2 separate regions of the Mus musculus genome follow, and region 1 is linked to region 2. A link is a loop called in an ENCODE intact Hi-C map of the cell type or tissue named here. Cell type or tissue: heart. All regions are shown on one strand.

The links. Peaks named below come from ENCODE experiments on the same cell type or tissue, not always from the same donor. Only the 100,000 strongest peaks of a DNase experiment are listed, where the experiment ranks them.
Region 1: a loop joins it to region 2, with 5 times the contacts of the local background. A loop is called at or near these places in 2 of 42 quality-filtered maps.

Annotation. Positions count from the first base shown.
Region 1 is chr10:7,666,572-7,669,071 of GRCm38, forward strand. It overlaps Nup43 (nucleoporin 43), which reads left to right and starts at 933. Exons shown (of 8, transcript NM_145706.2): 1 at 933-1,110; 2 at 1,431-1,553. The coding sequence starts at 991. It also overlaps a transcript of Pcmt1 not described here. In heart, a CTCF peak has its summit at 1,020; a DNase peak (open chromatin) is centred at 930; H3K4me3 peaks cover 1,594 bases; H3K27ac peaks cover 981 bases.
Region 2 is chr10:7,724,978-7,727,477 of GRCm38, forward strand. It overlaps Katna1 (katanin p60 (ATPase-containing) subunit A1), which reads left to right and starts at 1,023. Exons shown (of 11, transcript NM_011835.2): 1 at 1,023-1,146. In heart, no CTCF peak of the experiment used is centred here; a DNase peak (open chromatin) is centred at 984; H3K4me3 peaks cover 1,909 bases; H3K27ac peaks cover 842 bases.

The sequences.
Region 1 (2,500 bases), 58 kb before region 2:
CCAGGGGACCTGAGGTCATTTCCCAGCACACACAAGGCAGGTCATAACTTTGTGTAACTCAAGTTATAGGGACTTCAGTCCCCTCTGTTGGCCTTACCACTAGGCATAAACACACGCAGCACACACACATACATATGTGCAAACAAAACATTCATACACATAAAATAAGATTTTAGAATCTCTTCTAAAAAATTAAAAATAATTTTTAAAAAAATTAGTTATCAAAGAATATTAAAGGTAATTGTTTCCTGAGTTCTAAATCTGTAATGATTTTATTGTTTTGGTGGTTGATAATTGCATAAAATATATTTGATGATAAAATAAATATATACTAGATAGTAAAAGTATAAAATCCAATATGGAGCTACACAGCTTCGGAATGACTATGCTAAAAGTACAAAAGTACATTGGGCTGTTTAGTCTTTGGGGTCAGATTAATTTTGGTTTTTGTTGTTGTTTGCAACATTTTATAATAAAGTTCATTTAAAAGAACAAAAACCCTAATTTTGTAAAGAAAATTCTTCTAGAATTACATACACAGCTATTGCACAAATATATTTTCAGTGTTCCTAGACTGACTTGGCATTAGAAGTGTATCTTTTTTGTTTTGTTCTTGTTTTTTCGAGACAGGGTTTCTCTGTGTAGCCCTGGCTGTCCTGGAACTCACTCTGTAGACCAGGTTGGCTTCGAACTCAGAAATCCGCCTGCCTCTGCCTCCCGAGTTCTGGGATTAAAGGCGTGCGCTACCACGCCGGGCAGAAGTGTATCTTGTTGCCAAAGGGTTTGGGTTTTTGTTCAGAGCTGCCGACATGAAAGAACATCTCAAATTCTTTCAGCCCAAGGGCTGGCGTGTGCTCCTGCTGACGAGAATTGGCTGTCTGCAGCCACCGTCTCCTTCAGGAGGTCTCATCCAATCAGAACTGCGCAGGAAGGGGCGGGCCTGAGGAGCGCGCAGTGTGCTTTCTGCTGAACCTTCTTGCTGGTTTCAGCATGGAGGAAATTTATGCTAAGTTCGTGTCTCAGAAAATTAGCAAAACCCGCTGGCGGCCAGTGCCTTCCGGGAGCCTGCAGACCACAGAGACCTTTGCCACGGGCTCTTGGGACAATGAGGTACCGGGTTTGGGCGGGCCCCGGCTGCTCTGCTCCACGCCCCCCGCGCTGGCGCGCGAAAGCGGGCTTGCTGGTCTGGTTTAGCTGCCCGCTACTTGAGAGCCCTGGTGGTGTGTCTGAGCCTGGGATCTGGTTTTAAACCCTCACCAAGTCTGTAGTCATACCGTCCAAACTTGGCCATATCTCTGATCTTTTCAACTCTTAACCATATCGTTTGTCTGAGATGCTATTGAAGCAAGGTCGCCCGAAAGGCAATCTGAATCTGACTTTCCTAGAGTTGATGTTTTCGTCACCTCAAGCTAAAACTGTCTGCTTTGCAGGAAAATTGCGTTTCACTGTGGTCTATTGGAGATTTTGGAAACTTGGATTCTGACGGAGGGTTTGAAGGAGACCATCAGTTACTGTGCGATATTAGACATCATGGGGATGTCATGGATTTACAGGTAAATCTGATTGTCTGCCAAAGCTAATTTAGGAAATTTGAGACTATTTAGAGGTAACAAGGCACCTTATAGTTTGTCTACCCTTACCCCTGATTTACAGCACTAATCTCTATGAATTTAAATTTGCCATGCCATCATATTAGGCACTTAGTCTCAGAAGTGGGGCTGGGAAATGGAATTCAGGTAAATCAGTTTGAAAATGAATTGCCCAAACCGGGCATGGTGGTACAAGCCTCTAATTCCAGTTCTTGGGATGCAGAGGCAGGAGGGATCTCAAAGCTAGTCAGGGCTACATATACATAGCAAGACCTTATCTTAAATAACAATATTTGTCCATCTATGTGCCAAACGATGTTTGGTAAGTTTTATACAGGTATGTTAATTTAGACTACATGTCTGTGAGTCAGGTTTATCATTTCATGTTGGGATGAAGATAATCTCAGCACTTATGAGAGCTAGGCAAGAACTCTCTGCTTTGAGTGTCTGTATCCCCACCCTCAAGTAAGACTCACTGCTTCGCTGATCAGATGGATGGACAGGGTCTTTTGAACATACATGGTAAATATCGTGTGGGATTATTCTTATGTCATTCTTTAACAACTTGGTAGAAATTAGCGTTTATATTAGTCCCAGCTACTTAGGAAACTGAGACAACAGGAGGTCAAGATGAGTTTGGGCATCAGAGACAAACCCACACACACATAAGCACACCCCAATCCAAAAAAAAAAAATCGTGCTGGGCGGGGTGGCGCAGGCCTTTAATCCCAGCACTTGGGAGGCAGAGGCAGGATTTCTGAGTTCAAGGCCAGCCTGGTCTACAGAGTGAGTTCCAGGACAGCCAGGGCTATACAGTGAAACCCTTTCTCAAAAAACCAAAAAAAAAAAAAGTATGGGGGCTGGTGAGATGGCTCAGTGGGTAAGAGCACCTGACTGTTCTTCCGAAGGTC
Region 2 (2,500 bases):
TATACATATAATAAATAATTCTTAAAAGAAAAGAAAATATCCAAGGAAAAAACAACAACAAAACATCACTGAGGTATAATTTACATAAACTCAAATTACAACTTTCATTTCATGTGTAAAACTGTACACCTGGGAAGACATCTCCACTACAGAACATCATTCCCAACTCCTAACTAACTCCCACCCGGATACTTCTGATTAGTTACTACAGATTCATCCTGTAGGTTCTAGGATTTCCTATATATTTAAGTATACCATATACATTCATTTTGCACCTTTGAGAAGCTTTTAAATTATAATCCGGTTTTATAAATTAACAGGCCTTTGCATTTGTATAGATTATAAATCCATCTCTTGGAGTAATTGATCTATATCTCTCTAAGTGGTCTTTTTTATTCTTGCTGATGTGCTGATTATAGTTTTCTGTGCTCTGTGACACTAACGTTCACATCTACTAGAGCAGAAAATATATTTTCTATTTTTGGTGAAAAATTTAGAAGACTTTAAACCCTGTAAAACATTATTTCATATATGCAGTGGCTTGCCTGCATGCATGTATGTGTACCAGTTTGTGCCCTGTGTTTTGTGATATAGGAAGAGGGTGATGGATCACCTGGAATTGGAAATAAAATCTCACCCCTTAGCATGTCTTGAGAGTATTCGCGTTACCCTGACACATGGGTCCCAGGCTTCATAATCCTAAGTACCGGGCTCTAAAGCAAGATTTGTCATAAACGAATTGCTTGAGCACTGACACTCACCTGTAAGAGAGCCCCTGACCTCCTAACCTCAGAGCAGCTTAGTGTAAATCTCCTGCTAAGGCAGAGTGAAGAAGCCCTGGGAAGAGATAATGGTCCACAGAGTAAGTACTGAAGTAGGCGGGGTATTGCCAAGTCCTTCGCCCCGCCTACTTTCCTTCCCCACGCCTACTCCCATTTCCTAGCCGCGGCGCACAGTGCGCAGAAGCACCCCGAGCTCGGCCACGCCCCTCCGCAGGTTCCGCCTGCGCGCGCACGCCCGTAGAGCACGCACTTCCGGGGCGTGTCCCCGCCGGTGCGGGAACTATCCTTTTAAGAGGGGCTTTCCCGGTTTCATTTCAACTTGGTCCCGACCCGGAGCTGCGGCGGGTAGCCTGGGCTGCGCTAGGTGAGTGCTCGGGCCTCCAGGCTCCCTGTTCCGCCCCCGCGACACCCGACCAGGGAACGCGTTCGAAGCTTTCACGCCCCCATCCCGAAACTTCCGCCTTGTAAAATCCCCAGAGCCTGGAGGTTGGGGTTCAGCTTCTTTTCGTACAGTTTGTTAGGTTGGAGTTGTACTGCTTTCTGGTGGCTTACTTCTTTCTGTTGTTTCTCCTTTGTGTTGGCCTTTGTTTTTAGTTTTAGATTTATTGCTATTGTTGAGTATGGTGTAGATGTGGGCGCGTGAGTGGAGGTCAGAGGACAACTCTCTGGGGTCGCTTCCCTCCATCCGCCTTTACGAGGGTCCCAGAGTTGAACTCGGGTAGCCCGGCATGCTGGGCAAATGCCTCTACCTGCTGAGCCCCCTCACCGGCGTTTGTTGTTTTGTTTTTGTTGCTTTTAAAGGTGATAATATTGACGTTCTTTCTCTCTCTCCCTGGCTGTTCTGGATCTCGCTCTGTAGACCCGACTAGCCTTCCTTTACCTCCTGGCGCTGGGATTAAAGGTGTGTGCAACCACGCCACTCTTGGGGTTAGTTTCTTAATCTGAGAGCCTAGTGTTCTCATGAAAGCTTTTGGCTTTTTTGATTTGGCGCTGTGGAGAAAATTTATCCCAGGAAGCATTTGTTTCATTCAGTATGTGGGTTCAGTGGCATACAAACGAAAACTTGTCTTTCTTTCTTTCCTTTCCTTTCTTCTTTCTCTTTTTTCTCTTCTCTTTTCTTCTCCCTCTCTTCTCCCTCTCTTCTCCCTCTCCTCTCCCTCTCCTCTCTCCCTCCCCCTCCCCTCCCCCTCCTCTCCTCTTTCTTTTCTTTCCTTTCCTCTCTTTCTCTTTCTCTTTCTTCTCTTTCTCTTTCTCTCTCTCTCTCTCTCTCTCTCTCTCTCTCTCTCTCTCTCTCTCTCTTTCTCTTTCTCTTTCTCTTTCTCTTTCTCTTTCTCTTTCTCTTCTTCTCTCTCCTCTCCCTCTCCTCTTTCTTCAGTGTCTCTTGTAGCCAGAGCTGGTCCTTAACTCCGGATCCTTTTGCCTCTGCCTTGTACTGCGTGTAGGCTAGGCTTGTAACTGTTGCCAGCCCTTATTTGTTTATTTATTTATAGACAGTGTCCTTTGTAGCCTAAACTGGCCTGAACTTCTGAAACTCTTGCTTCTGCCTGGTACTGGGATTACAGGCGGCTACACTTCCCCCAGTTCAAGCTTTTATTTAGTAATCATTAGTACTTTTTATGTAATTAGCTCCCAAGAGAACAGTGATGCCTGCCTGCCTTTCTTTTCTCTTTTCTTTTCTTTTCTTTTCTTTTCTTTTCTTTTCTTTTCTTTTCTTTCTT